Regions from separate parts of the Mus musculus genome. Here region 2 is linked to region 1. The links are chromatin contacts, found by Hi-C or POLR2A ChIA-PET in ENCODE. All regions are on one chromosome and are shown on one strand. The core of a region is the stretch at or near the end of the contact, and the rest is flanking DNA. Distances in the headings are between cores, read along the strand shown.

The links. A loop is a pair of places that touch in the nucleus more often than their neighbours do. ChIA-PET counts read pairs that join two places held with the same protein, here RNA polymerase II (POLR2A).
Region 2: a map of heart shows a loop between it and region 1 (2.0-fold over the local background). The contact joins the enhancer-like site here to the promoter of D730003I15Rik in region 1. A Hi-C loop is called at or near these places in 6 of 37 maps with a recorded cell type or tissue (adrenal gland, gastrocnemius, heart and 2 more). POLR2A ChIA-PET finds 5 or more read pairs at or near these places in 3 of 5 experiments (Patski and embryonic stem cell).

What each region holds. Positions count from the first base shown.
Region 1 is chr1:191,219,527-191,227,373 of GRCm38, reverse strand. D730003I15Rik (RIKEN cDNA D730003I15 gene) reads right to left here and starts at 2,920. Exons shown (of 2, transcript NR_151547.1): 1 at 2,832-2,920; 2 at 1,687-2,165.
Region 2 is chr1:191,264,229-191,272,075 of GRCm38, reverse strand. No RefSeq gene overlaps it. Among named protein-coding and RNA genes, the nearest start is that of D730003I15Rik, 44 kb to the right of the region's middle. Within about 2 kb of position 2,737, at least 1 of the 3 ENCODE cell types and tissues checked has a DNase peak (open chromatin) inside an H3K27ac peak, as active enhancers do; it is heart, where a contact is called at or near this core.

The DNA of each region.
Region 1 (7,847 bases), core at 1,671-4,170:
TGTCACTAAAGACTATCTAGTTGTCCCATATTTCCAAGTATAAATAGCTGAAAAGCATTTCACTCTAGATTAGATTTCAAAACGAATTTTCTGCGCAGGCTTATAATTCTAACACTCTGGAGGTTGGGGCAAGAGGATCACTAGTTAAGAGGCCAGCCTGGGCTACCTAGGAAGACCTGACTAAAAATGGAGAAGTTATGCTCCAATATAAATGCTATAATGCACTTGAACATTTTATTGAAAAGGATTATAATGTGCCTACAACTGTTTTATAAAGGTGAGTGACAGAAGATGATTAAGATATGCTCTGGCTGAGTTGTTCCTCACTGATTATATTTTAGAGACTGCCTAATGTATGATTTGAGAACACAGAGTGAAACTTCTAAATAGAATCATTAGATTTTTTTTAAAGAAGAGAAACAGAAAAAAAAAATCCTATTAGATTTAAATAGGCCCTTACTTGACTAATGTGCTTTTCATTTTGTTGTTAGAGACGCTCCTACCTCTGCCTACCAAGTGCTGTGCATCTGAACTCTGTCATGAGGAACGTACATTCTCCATGGCTCAATGACCTGGCCATCAGAGCATAGCACATGGAAATAAGTACAGCACTGAGCAGCTGGGCACAGACCTGGTTTTGGTAGTAACTAGGCACATGATTACCAACAAGCTATCTGTCTCCTGAGTCTGTTTCCTTACTTGTACAGTGAATGGAAGGATTGGTGTCCTCTAAACTCCCTTGAATACCTTACAGTTTTGATGGAAACCACATTTAGCTCCTAAATGTAAAAGAGTTTCTCAACAATAAAACTGAGATAAATAATAAAATAATAAAAAGGCAGCTCAAGGTACAATTTAGTGTAGAATACAATGAAGCCCTTGGTTTAATTCTCAATAGCATGCATAAAAAATAGGATCAAGTTGGGGGGAGGGGAGTGGGGAGGAGGGTATGGGGGACTTTTGGGATAGCATTGGAAATGTAAATGAAGAAAATACCTAATTAAAAAAAAGAAAAAAAATAGGATCAAGAGCAGTGGTTCTCAACCTGGGAGTTAAGACCCCTTTGGGGGTTGAACTACCCTTCCAGGGGTTGCATATTAGATATCTTGCAAATCATATATTTACATCATGAATCATACCAGTAGCAAAATTAGTTATGAACGACCAACAAAAATAATTTTATGGTGGGGGTTACAACACCACAATCTGTATTAAAGGGTCACGACATTAGAAAGGTTGAAACACTGGTCAAGAGCCAGCTATTGCTATATAAAATGCCAATACTGGATTTTAATCTTCAAGTCTTTTCTAATATTTTTATTTTATGTACATTGTGTTTTGCCTGCATGTATGAGGGAGTTGGTCCCCTGGAACAGGGGTTACAGACAGCTGTGAGTTGCCATGTGGTCCTCTGGAAGAGCAGCCAGTGCTCTTAACTGCTAAGTCATCTTTCCAGCCCAACCTTCAGGTCCTTTAAACTGGTTAGAGGTGGATAATTACAGGGACTAAAGTTCTAAAATGTTTGCACATCCATGTTTGCATATGAACTCAGAAGGGTTGTATTTATTTTTGGAATGCAAACGAAAGAACACACCAGATTCTCTCATTCTTGTCACATTCTCCACGATTAACCTTTCTTTTAAAAAGTGGGGATAGGGGGTTGGAAAGAAGAAACTGAAGCACTCAACCATTAGAAACCACTTTTATCATTAAACACTTCAAGTTTCCCAATACCATAAAGGCCAGAGGCTATCATTTTACAGCTTATACAGAGACAACCCATGTGAAACCTGAGGCTCCCTCACTAACAGAATGCAGGTCACTGTGACATGGCAAACAACTCTGTGTGTCAAAAGAACAGCTCACTTTCTGATGACAGGGCTGCGGTGCCAATTTTACAAGGTGCCTGGCATTCATTTCTTCAACACTAAACTTTTATCTGGTTCCTGATCCCACACATTATGGCAAATCTCGAACACCAACCCTCTCTGGTCATCCTCATGTGAGATGGGAGAGAGGGTGGGGGTCAGTGCACCCCCTGTCTTCAAAGTTGAGCTGATGCAAGCAGATGTCTTCCTTTCCAATCTAACCACACATCCTTGACCCGGTTACTCTGGATGACAGACATGTCCTCCTCCACTCCTCACAGACATGCAGGAAACCATCTTGAGTTCAGCAGGGAAGATACAGAGATCGGAAGCCCCTTAGTAAGACCCCGGGCCAGGGTCTCCTCAGCTGGTCGCAGGGTCAGCCACCACGTTTACTCTCGCTCTTCACAAGTTTTCATTACAACCCAACACTACCTAAACTTGAACTCTGATAAGTTTCACCCACCAGGGGACTTTCTAGAACTTGCTTCGGTTGAAAGAGGTGTGGCCCACAGACCCAGATGCCACACCTCTCTGACTGACATCGCTCTGGACCTGCAGTGCAAGGGCTGTCCACACAGTCGGGCTCAGCTGCCCCGGGCTCTGCCGACTGACCCCACGGGTGCACCTACGTGACCCGGAGAGGACACCCCACACAACGCCTCACCTCAGATGAACCTGGCGACCCACTCCTGAGGGGTCCCGTGTCCGAGCTGTGGAGACCTTGTGCAGTCACTTCACGTGACCTGAAGACCCCGCTCACCAAGAGGACCAGGGCTTGCCGCCTCACCTCATGCAACCCCATCCTCGTCGCGAGGGGACCCTTACCCAAACCCATCACGACCCGCCTCACCTCACGTGACTCCGGCCCCCCAGTCCTGAGGGGAACCCCCACCTGAGCATGCCGCCTCACGGAGTCACGTGAGGACCCCACCCGAGCCCGTTGCGACCCCGCCGCCTCACCTCGCACGACCCTGACACCTCAGAGCTAAAATTAGACAGGCGGAGCGGCGCGCTCACGTGCGCGCGGCCCGGAAGGGCGGAGGCCCGACTGCGTGAGTCATCAGCCCCGCCCCTTCACGGAGAACGCTGTGACGTAAGCGCGCTGCCGAGAAGCCGGGATAGAAAGTTCGAGTTTCGCTGTCTTAAAGGGGCCGTAGCTCGCACTGCACCCGTTCGGTCACCTCAAACAAAAAGTATGCTGTCCAGGTCACAGAGCTGACCATCGTCAAGCTCTTAATCATTGCCATAGGGCTGGCTCCAGAATTTTCATTTTTTTCGTGCTAAAGTTTGGCTGACCTAGGGCCCAGCCCTGTGGAGCCTACCCATGAGTTTTCTGGAACTGGAGAGGCTGTGCTTAAGAGACCTGGGCTGGCCCATTAGGGCCAGAGCTGCCCGAGGCAGGCCTTGCTTCTCAGTCCTGAGCCATCCACTGTGGTCACGGTCATGCCAAGAACAGTTTCGGAGAGGTCGCACTGTGGGAAGGGAGCCCAGTGGGACAATGGCAGGTGGTCACAGTCCGTCTTCTGGCTACTCACGCCAGACACACGGGAAGTCCTCAGCGTGGACATTTAGAAGCTAACCATTCCTGTCCTTAGTCTCCATACCTGTGTGACCTGCCCTGTCTCCTGTCCATCATGCTTCTGTGATTTCGGTTTTGCTCCGATACGTGGAGTCTGTGGTCAAACATCTTTGTGCCCACCAGGAGATGGAGAAAGCCCAGGCAGCCCCAGGTGCCCAGGAAAAGACTGCAGGGCAGCCACTTCTTGGTGCAGGCACCTGCAGTGAGCTTTCTTACTTTCATTCAGGGGAGATCACCTGCCTGAGATCTTGTGGCCTGTGAGGAATAGAGGGTCTTAAGCAGTTCGCGTGCACAAGCACATGCACGCGCACACATACAAATTGATAAATCCGGAGGAATTCTAAGTCAGCACATCACAAAGACACCAATACACCCAAGTTTATTGCTGCACTATTCACAATAGCTAAATAAAGAACTAACCCAGATGGCAATCAACAGATACATGGTTAAAGAACATGCGTTCTATATGTATACATGTATGGGATTTTAAAAATTATTTATTTACATGTATGTGGGTGAGTATGGGAGCAAGTGCTACAGTGTATCTGTGGAGATCAGAGAGCAGGTTGGTTCGTTCCTTCCACCAGGTAGGTTGTAGGGAATGAACTCCGGGTCTGAGGATTATTGAAGTCTTTATCTGCTGAGCCATCTTCTGGCCCCAGCAATTGAATTTTGCTAGCAAAGAATGAAAATTGCTGTAGGAAAAATGGATGGAACTGGAAATCATTGTGTTAAGTGACCTAAGCCACACTTGGGGAAAGTATAGCATGCTTTCTGTCATATGCAGAATCTAGATTTAAATCTGTATATGCATGTATATGTGTGACATGAAAGCAGAGAGGACACTATGGAGGCTGGAGACATGGCTCCGCAGTTACAAGAAAGACCTGCTCCTGCAGAGGACTAGAGTCAATTTCCAGCACATTAGCTCCTTACAGATACTAGGGATCCAACACCCTCTGGCCTCTGGAGACACTGCACTCCTGCACATACCTACCTATACGGACATAGACACATATAACCTAAACTTCTAAATCAAAAAGGGGAGGAGCTCGGGATGAAGTGCAGTCAAAGCAGCCGGAGAGGAAAGAAGGCAGAACTGGGTGCAGAAGGAAGGACTGTTTGAGGGGAAGGAGGAGCAGTAAGTGGTATGAGGCTTAGAGGGCAGTCAAGAGGAGAATAAGAAAGTATTAGGGCCTGTGTATAAACACATCACAATGGAACCCATTTCTTTGTATGTTAACAAAAGAAAATAATTAAAAAGGGGGGGGATCAGAAAAACAACTTAAAAAAAAAAAGACCCAGGTAGGGCAATGGGTACGAATGAGCCTGCAAACTGTCAGAGGTCAGATATGTGACATAAAACGTCGTGGCGTGAACATAGGAAGAACTCGAGAAAGGGTTCTGGGGACTGCCATCTCTCCCATCTTCTCTCTTCCACCCAACTTCCAGACAGGTGACCCAGAGGGTGATTTTCCCCACAGAATGGCACTATGAGGTCCACTGCTGTTTTTAAATCTGCAGTAACTGAGATCTGGTGTCATCATAGCAGCGTTTGATTTTCTGAGCTTCCAGCTCTCACTCCCCACCCCAGAAGCTCCACTCCATTAAATGTCAGGACGAGTCATAAACGCAAACACCACCACTAATGTGGAAGGATTGTGCTCTCCGGCAAACAGCCCCAGCAGGCAAAGAGCAGGAGTCCTTGGACCATTCCCAACCACATGGGTGACTCACTTGGTGACACAAAGCACCAGGCACACTGCAGACCTGAGCAGTAGGCACACTCTCCCACAGGAGTGGAGAGTATGGCCCAGGACCCAAGAGTCAACAGCACTCCCTGGATCCAGCATGGTGAAACTCAGAAGTCACTGGCTGAGCTGGACTCCATGGTAATTCTCGAGCCGTGTGCTTGTGAGCCATGAGCCCTGTCCTAGAGTACTCCTGTTTCACACAACGCTCCTAAGATAGCTGGGTAGGATCAGGTCGTCCTTCTCACAGGTCAGAAGTGCACCGTGCTTATTCCTACCTCCCTGTATAACTTGGACATCTGCACCCCTAGTAATTTATTAGAAACTTTCTTTATTTATATTGCAGCCTATCCAGTCTATTCAGGCATTAAGTAGCTTCACCATTTATGTAAGAGTTTATGTCTTAAAATGAAGGGTGAGGGGTTTGCTATAATAATAATAATAACAGAAACTCTATAACTGTTACACATAAAATAATAATTGTAATTGAATGATAATGATTTAGTACATTTATTTGCGGTTATCATGTTTGTAGGGATCAGAGGACAACTTGTAAAGGTCAGGTTTGTCCTTCTACCACACCAATGATAGGAACTGATCTCAGATCTGCAGGCTTAGAGGCAAGCCCCTTCACCCGCTGAGCTACCTCACTGGCCCAGAGAGGAGCTCAGAGACTTCTTACAGTTAATATCTTCCTTCTCTGCCCACATCTATCCTCACCTTCAAACAGGCATTGGTGGAGGCAGGAGCTGTGAGGAGAGAACTCTGCACAAATGTGTGTAAACAGCTTCTGAATTCTCAAAGCTCTGAGCTCCTTGGTCTCTCTGGTCACATGTGGTAGAGGCTTGTGGTAGCTAGGTCTGTTTTTATTGTCAACTTGACCCAACCTAGAAGCACCTGGAGTGAGGGAACCTCAAGTAAAGAGTTGCCTCAATCGGATTGCCTTATGGCCTTATCTGTGGGGAATTGTCTTGTTCCATCATTGGTGTGAGAGGGCCTGGGCCACGGTGGGCAGCACCGTGCCTAGTCAGCTGTGCCTGGGCTGTATAAGAAAATTAGCATAAAGTAAGTCAGCAGACCAGTAAGCAATCTTCCTCTTGGGTTCTGCTTCAAGCTCATGCCTGGGCATCCCTCAGAGAGGGAGTATATACAACCTGTAGACATAACTAAACCCATTCCTTCCCAAGTTGCTTTTGGTCGTGGTATAGAGGACAGGTCTCTTTCACAAGTCACCATGAAGCAAGTGGCACGCACAGCATGTGTTTGTTTCTCACGGTTCTGGAGTCTGGAGAGTCCATGTCCAAGGTGCAGGAGCTGCAAGTGCTGGTGGGGACCAGCTCCCTCGTTCATGGCTGCCTTCTTGTTGACTCGTCATATGACCTTTTCTTGGCGTGTGTCCATGGAAGTTAGGCTGTCTGTGTCTTCTTTTCATGAGAACACTAATCCCATCAGCAGGGACTTGCTCTGCCGCCCTAACCTACTTATCACACCCCAAAGAAAGGGTTTGCTCCAACTTGATATGGTGGCTCTCATTTGTGCTTCCAGTTCTGAGGAGGCCGAGGCAGGAGGATTATTGTAGTGGGTTCTGGCCCAGTCTAGAGTACATAATGAGTTTTAAGTTACCAGGACCTATGCAGGGAAACTCTGTGTAATATATACACACCCATGCCTCCAACACTGCCATGCTGGGGAGAGAACTTAAGGCTGAAATTTTCTTTATTGGGGTGTCAAGATCTAAGACAGCCTTCACTATATAGCTCTGAGTAGTCTGTAACTCACTATTCTCCTGCCTCAGCCTCCCACATGCTGGGATGGAAAGCATGTTCTAGCATACCTAGTGCAACGGTCATTGATCCATGGCCGTGCTCGGTGAATACCAAGTGATGGCAGAGGGAAGAGAGCTCATGTAGTAACTGCATCCAGATCACAGACTTGTTTGTTTAGAAGAGCTGCCCCAGGGTGAGCCGGATGAGCTGGAGAACACAAGGACCCAGAGGAAGAAGGGAACAACAATGCAAGTTTGTGTATGAGTGGGAGTTTGTGGTATGTGTGAGAGTGAGTGTGTGAGTGTGTGTGAGTGTGTGAGAGGGTATGAGCATGTGTGAGTGTGTGTGAGAGTGTAGTGTGGTTGTGTGAGTGTGTGTGTGTGAGGGTATGAGTATGTGTGAGTGCGTGTGTGAGAGGGTATGAGCATGTGTGAGTGTGTATGAGGGTGGTGTGTGTGTGAGTGTGGTGTGTGTGTGAGGGTGTGTGTGGTGTGTGTGTGTGAGTGAGCCAACCTTACATCAGCTTAGTACTCCCTCCTGGTAGGCTAGCTGCTTCCCCAGCTGCTGAAATGGAGCAGAGAGATGCCAGGAAGAACACACCTTGCCAAGGGCTGTGGGGCAGGCAGGAATGAGGAGTTGGAACAGTGTCCAGAAGAGGAATGTGAGGCCCTGTGACCATCTCTGCTCTCAGTGACATTCACACTAGAACCATGAGGGGCTTGGGGCAAGAAGTTGCTTATTTGCTTTCATTTGTTTGTTTGTGACACTGTCCCTTTAGGATAGAACAGCCTCCATCTGTACCTAGGCTGGCCTCATGATAATCCTCCTGTCTCAGTTCCCTGAGTGCTGGGGTGGCAGGTATGGGTCACAACACTCAACT
Region 2 (7,847 bases), core at 1,488-3,987, 45 kb before region 1:
CTGTGAGGAAACACTATGACCAAAAGCAAGCTGGGGAGGAAAGTGTATATTCGGCTTACACTTCCACAGCACTGTTCATCACTGAAGGAAGTCAGGACTGGAACTCAAACAGAGCAGGAACCTGGAGGCAGGAGCTGATGCAGAGACTAGAGAGGGGGTGCTGCTTACTGACTTGCTCCTAATGGCTTGCCCAGCCTGCTTTCTTACAGAGCCCAGGACCGCCAGCCCAGGGATGGCACCACTCACAATGGGCTGGGCTCTACTCCATCAGTAACCAGTTAAGAAAATGCCCCGCAAGCTTTCCTACAACCTGATCTTTTCTCAATTTAGGTTCCCTCCTCTCAGGTGACTTGAGTTTACGTCAAGTCGACATGAAACTAGCCAGTGTAGTCTGAAATCATTTTGAAAACCAAAACAAAATCCGCCCTGTTTTGCAACTTCTCAGGCTTCCGACAGCTGTGTGTGGAGTCAGTCGCTTCACAGATTACACCTTGTTGACCTGCGGGTCTGCCTTCCCTGTTCGCCCCATCTTACAAACCCATTTGCAGGGAGGGTATCCAGTTACTGAGTTGGTCTCCTGAATCCCAGAAGTCACCGCCAAGACTTCTCTTTTTCTCTCATTCTATGGCGACCCCACCTGTGAGCCTTGTGTTCATCTGATTTCTGTTGCTGCAACAAAATACCAGAGTCTGGTATTCTATAAGGAGAGAGTTTGCTTAGCTCACAGCTCTGAAGGCTGGGAAGCTCACGGTTGGCTTGCCCCATCTTCTGAGGTTCTCATTGCTGGTAAGGCCCTCACTAGAGCAGGGATTCCCAACCTTCCTAACGCTGCCACCCTTTGATACAGTAGTGACCCCCAGCCATAAAATCATTTCTGGTGCTACCTCATAACTGAAGTTTTACTACTGTTATGAATTGTAATGTAACTACTTGTGCTTTCCAATGACCTTAGGTGACCCCGAAGGGGTCACAACTCACAGGTTGAGAACCATTGCTCTATAGCATTCTAGGAGGCATAGGGCATCGCATGGTAAAATGGGGCATCCAAGAGAGCATCAAACTGGCTTTTAAACAGACCTATTGTAAGGGGGAATTCATTGTTATGGTTTAGATAAATGTCCCATGAAAGCCCATATCTGAAAAGCTTGGTCCCCAGCTCACAGTGCTATTGGTTTAGCCCTTTAAGAGGTGAGACCTAATGGGGAGGTTGCCTGGCCACTCTGGGCATGCTCTCAAAGGGGTTGGTAGCAGCCCAGCCCTTCTCGCTGTCTCTGCTTCTCAGCTGCTATGAGGTGAGCTGCTCCAGCCCACCATGCTCACCCCTAATGCTCTGCCTCATCACAGCCCGAAGGCAACGGGGCCTCAGACACTGTCCTGACTGGTTTTGTGTCAACTTGACACAGAGAAAGGAGCCTCCCTTGAGGAAATGGCTCCATGAGATCCAGCTGTAAGGCATTTTCTCAATTAGTGATCAAGGGTGGGAGGGCCCCTTGTGGGTGGTGCCATCCCTGGGCTGGTAGTCCTGGTTTCTATTAGAAACCAAGCTGAGCAAGGCAGGGGAAGCAAGCCAGTAAGTAACATCCCTCCATGGCCTCTGCATCAGCTCCTGTCTCCAAGTTCCTGCCCTGTGTGAGTTCCAGTTCTGACTTCCTTTGGTGATGAACATCAATGTGAATGTGTAAGCTGAATAAATCCTTTTCTTCCCAACTTGCTTCTTGGTCATGATGTTTGTGCAAGATAGCAACCCTGACTAAATCATGAACAAAAATAGGTGGAAGGAAGCTGACAGACACGTGAACCCACAGATGGGCTAATCTGTTCATGAGGACCAAGCTCTTACGACCCAGCTCCACATGCTCTTTCAGAGTACTTTACAGTGGAGGTTTTAGTTCTAACCACAGCAGGGATCATCTCCTAGAATGTACTACCAGCCAGGCTGCTTCCCACCACTCTCTGCAGTACCCACACCATGCTGTCATTTCTAAGCAAATATGACTCTTGCCCTCCTGAGTTTTCTTCTTCTCCACCTTCAACTTCCAAAGGGGAAGGAAGACCTCATATCACTGTCCTAATGTGACAGCTCCATATCCTGTCCCTCCTCTCAGCCCCCCACCCTCACCCGCCCCGGGAGCTTGTGTGGCAGTCACCAGTGTGAGAGCTTTTAGTCCCACCTTCCCTCACTGAGAGTCTGACTGCCCACGACCTGCCCAGAGGGGCCCTTCTACTTTCATTGGCGCCTCTGGCAGACGGAGGAAAGGGAACGGGAGGGTCTAAGGCTCTTACTGCTGAGCCCTGGATGACTCTGCAGAGACATTTCCTGGGAACTTGCTCTGGCCTAACCCTGTGTGGCAACCGGCTCACGCAGCCACCTCCAGAGACGCTGACCCACCACTCAGTCCTCTTACTTCCTGATTTAATACTAAATACAGACAAAGCTTTCTACACGCACATGTGCTGAGGAACCAAACCAGCAAGGCTAAAAATACCCACTCCTCACACCTCATTCCCTTTTCTAAATTTATAACTCAGGAGCCTGGAGATTCTGTCAGAATGTAGTAACTCCGACTGTGAGCAGCAAGAGGGTTACAAGGCAGACTGTCTGAGACACTAGGAGTCCAACATCAGTGTGCTCTGCTGTTTGGGATGCTCTTCCTGGGGCTGGGCCTGAGCATCAGGCAGGGGACCAGCAGGCTGAGCTCATGGTATGAAGCATGCTTTTCCCGGCTATCCCCTGGTGTCCAGTTTGACACATGGATAAGCATGCTCCTGCTTCCAGGAAAGCTGACTCAGGCATGTCCGAACCATTCTCTCCTATTCATTCCTTCCCTTACAAACAGTTACTACACACCCACAATGTGTCAGATAAAAACCCACCCTCCCAGGAGCTCGCATTTTATCAGAAAGACAATAATAAAAAGTATATAGCATGTTCATCTGGGTTAAGTGTCACAGACAAAAAGAAAGGACAAAAAAAAAAAAGGGTGGAGATGCTAGGAAGACCCTACTGAATAATACCACAGATGCAGATGCAGCTGTGCCATGCACCTGTGCTGTCCACCTGTTCTGTGCACCTGTGCCATGCACCTGTGCTGTCCACCTGTGCCATGCACCTGTGCTGTCCACCTGTGCCATGCAGGTTCTTAGAAACATGTTCCAAGCAGAGAGGAAGCCATTGCCCAAGCCTGAAAGTGGGGTACACCTGGAGTCCTTTAGGCCACTGCAGCTGGTTGCAGTGAGCAGACACCACTATGTTAGGAGCTACACAGGCCATTGTGAGGGCACCAATTCCTACTCAGAATTAGGGCATGATCCCATCAGAAGAAGGCTATGGGCTGAGGAGCGGCCGCCGCTGACTTCCCAGAAGAGTGGGGCTGCTGAGTTAACTCCTTGAATTACAGAGGAAGCAGGAGTACACAAGGAGGCAAGGAGACATTAAGGACAACAGGACAAAGCAGGCAACGGCTGGCTGTGAATCACAGCAGAATGGCAAGAGGGGCAAGTGTCCAAATCCGTTGCAGGTTGAAGGGATGCCGGCATGAGAGAAACAGAAGTCAGCTGTGTCTCTAGGTGTGCGACCTAAGCAATGACAGCGCAGCTGTCTTTGACTGTAGGAGGAAAGACTAAGGATTTGGCCTTCAACCTACAACCTAGGAAGATGGTCTCAGACATCCCTATGATGTAGGAGCCAGTAGGTGGTGGAGGGTGAGTGAGCTCTGGAGGGGCTCGGGCTACAGCAGCCCCTGTAGCTCCTGCTGACAGAAAGCTAGATGTGGTGAATTCACCAAGAAGGTGGGGGCTGGAAGACCCAAGTGCTAAGCACTGGGGCACAGCTGCATTCACACAGAGGCACAGGGGCCAGCCGGGAAGCTGCCCCCTGTAGCTGTGCCACAGAGCTCTGTGCACAGATTTGCAGTTTCTGTGCTGGTGTGTGACACTCTAATTTACAACCCTGGAATTACGACACAGGGCAATGTGGCCAAGGAGAATGTCAAGAATTCAGAAGGGCAAAGGTGACTGAGGAGAGCTGGAATCCTGTGATGTTTTGAGCAGAGAGGGAGAGCTCACATCCATGAAAACAGCAAGATGACATTTAGAACGAGGAAGCAGCTCCAGCAAGGGCCTGGAGATGACATTCCAAGGAGGAGGAAGTAGGGTGGAGTGTGGAAGACAGCAGCCCATTCTTTCTGGCTGGTCCCTAAAGGGGAACGTAGACGTGAAGCTGACCGGAAGACACTTTACTGTTGGGGATTGGTCCTATTGCTTTGAATTAGTCCAGCCCCCCCAAATGGAAATCTGCCTGTTCAAACCGCTGAAGGTTCTTGTCCCCAATTGGCTTTTGATCAACCAATAAAGAGCCAACAGCCAATGGCTGGGTAGGTAAACTGAGGTGGGACCTTTGGATCTGCACAGGCTAGGAACTGGGAGGAAGGAGAAGGAGAATCGCCATGATTCGGAGGGAGATGGATTAGATTTAGAGCTGCAGAAGGAAAATCATCCGAAATGTAGGTGAGAAAGAATGCAGCCCCAGAAGCCTCTTAGGCAGCAAAGACTAGGGGGCTGCCCAGAAGGAGAGGGCAACAAAGATAAAATATAGAATTGGAGGGTATTAAGTCAGCAGTACTGGAGGAAAATATGTGCTAGCAGGGGAAGGTTCAGGAGTGCTCAGCCTTTGAGCTAGTCACGACACGTCAAAAATTAACTGACAAATGTGTCTTTCATTTTCAAATCCTAAAAGCTCCTGGGTGGGCAGGTGTGCAACCCACCGCGAGCCAGAATGGTTAACAAATTGCTGCTATACTTTACCAGAACAAACCCACAGCGTTGAGGATCTTTACAGGGTGGCCTTACCTTTGGGGAGCCATAAGATGGAGGGCTCCTGAGGATCCCAGGGGGCTCTCTTGGGAACATGTCATCCTCTTCAATTTATGAATGCAGAGATGGACTGGGAGCCACTTGTTCATGTCTACGCCTTAAGAACAGGCTACAGGTTGTGACTTGACCGGATGCCTGGGAGGAAGTGAGCTGGAGTAGGTTGCGGTGCTGTGACCTGGAAATGCAGGAATGGAAGTGAAGGGTCAGGTGTCCGTGGGCTAAACCGAGAAGAAAGGGGTCAGAGGGCACTGTGATGGAAAGGCAGAACCCGAAAAAGGGAGCAAAGACAGGGCTGGGCTCTGGAGCTTCAGCAGGGGCTAGGAGAACTAACAAGGGAACGGTTCCTCCCGGAACTCCTCCCAACTACACTGCTACACTGTTCTCTGAGAAGCCAGCCCAGGCCCCAGTGCAAAGCGCTTGGGAAAGTGCTGTGAGCAGACTAGAAAGTGGTCACGGGAAGGAACACACAGGGTTTAACCACAGGGCCAGTTAACTGACATCAGTAAAGACTCGGGGTGCTTCTGGGCACAGCCAGATGTGACCCCATGTCTCTCCACATACAGGGCCCCAAAGGGAGCTTGTGGTGTTGGCCCACAGCACAGATCTCTCCAAATATGAGCCAAATATGAGTGGCCAGAGCCCCAGAACATGGATTCAGTTTGACCTAAGTGACCTGTTCTACCATGGACGTGGTTACATGAACATGTTTTGTTTGCTTGGGGGAGGCAGGATCTCATATAGCCCAGGCTGTTTCTGAACTCACTATGTAGCTGAGGATAACTTTAAACTCCTCCCGTCTCCACCTCTCACGTGCTGGGTGTCCATGCAGGAAGTGTAATGTGATGGTGGGGACTGAACCCAGGGCTTCATACACGGTAGGCAGACACTTTACAAACTGAGTCGTATCCCCAGCCCTACACGAACCTTTATAGTCACAGAACACATATAGTCACAGATCAATACATTTACCAAATAACACTGATGTGGATAACAGGTAGGTGAGTTCCAGCAAGGGCAGGTGTGGGATGTGGGGTGTGGGGTGTGGGGTTGTTTAACTTTGCTAAGGTTTCAGTGTCATTGAATGACAGGCCTAACTTTGGGCTTGGTGGAAGCTAGTGTTCTGCTAATACATCCCAGAGGTCTATGTCCTGATAGTCAGACTCAGGCAGCTGACAAATGACTGTTAGGGGAACTAAAGACAGCCCCAGATGATTTTGGCTTTGGAGCCACAACGTTTTAAGTCTCCACAACCAGAATATTCTAACCAGTGAGCGAGTCTGTACAATCTTTACAGATGCGGCTTCTCTCAGGGACCGTAGTTCACAGTGGAGAGGGGTATTCTGGGAACATCTTGTAGCACTGTGTTTTCATGGTGGCAAGTTCTCATTCACTGAGCCTGATTCCCTTTCTTGCACGTCTTAATGTCTGGCCTCTGCCTCCAGATCTACTGCCTTCCAGACTGTGGAATATGGTGGGAGGAAGTGGCCACTCCCAGGGCTGCCCCACCCTAGCCTCTCTGGGACTCTGGTGTCTTCTTGGAATGCCAGTTCTGTGTCATTTTCCGAAGCGTGTGATCTGAACATTCTATATGAAGAGCCATCGGAGCCCGAGTGGCAGGTTTGTCTGTGACTGCCCTAGACAGCAAGTGAGACAAATTAAGCAACTGAACTCTAAGAGCCTGAGCACTGGCCTTCCCCTCCCCATTGACGTTTTCTGGGAACCAATACAGTCAAGGGCTGTAATGTATTCCATCCCGTTTAAATGTTTAAAATCTGAATGTTTCTAGTGCTGAAGGACCACCAATCAAGGAGAGTTCCTTTCCCACTGTCCCCATCGGTGACTGTACAACCAGACCCCCATCCTCTGTGTCTGGCGTTCACAGAGCCAAGCCAAACCTGGGATCACTACTAAGAACAACCCTTTGCCACACTGTGCAAATGACAACTCACAGGGTCCTGGAGGATGCTTTTGGGCACTGTGTATTCAGATGCTGATATCTGTTTCCAGAGGTCCGGTGGCTGTCCAGACTTTGGTGTTACTATGAATCATCTCCTAACTTAGTATTCTGTAAACATTGTTCTCCATTACCATCTCACTGGTCAAATAAAGAGCTGAACAGCCTATAGCTAGGTAGGAAAGGAAAAGGTGGGACTTCTGGGTAGAGGGTATCAGGTGGGGACCAGGGGAGTCACTGTCTGGACAGGGATGAAGAAGGAAGTACCAGGACCAGAGACTAAGATGGCTGGTAATGGGCCACGTGTCTGGGAAGTAGTCCAGGCTAGCACTGTCAGGTTCTAATAGCTATAGTGCCTAAAGCTTATAATAAACACAAAGGTCTCTGTGTCGTTATTCGGGAACAAGGGAGGGCACAGAAAAGCCCTGTACTTTTACAAAGGGGCATCATCTTGAGGTAGCTCTGTCTTCCTCCTGGTCCCTATGCACCCTGGCCACGCTGACCACTGGCAAGGGATACAGTGATGCGGCCCAGCGGTACATCTTCCTATCCGTGATTCTGGGCTCGACCGTGTGGTCTGAGTCTTATGCACTCTTGCTAAGACCCCATCTGCTCTCACAGGGAGCCTGGGTTAGTCACTAAGAAGATCAGATCACTGATAGCAATGACAGGTCACCCCTGCAGCATTCCCTACATCCCAGCTGTCTTCAAAGGACACTACTTCCCTGGGGGAACACTTGGCCACAGTGGAGATAGTTGGGTTTGCTGTTGAGAGCTTGTGTGCAGAAGTTAGGGATGTAGGCTCAGCATCTGACAATGGCTAGTCCTCCACAGGGATTTGCCTCATCCTAAATGTCAGTAGGACGCGCGTGAAAAAGTCTGCTTTAGAGAAAGACCCCAGCTGGCCTCCCCACCACCACAGTGAGTGAAGCTAGACAGCACCACCAGGAGAGCACCCCACGGATACCAGGCACATTATGAGGAGCAGTGACCGCTGCACTCCATCATGTTTGGGGGTGAA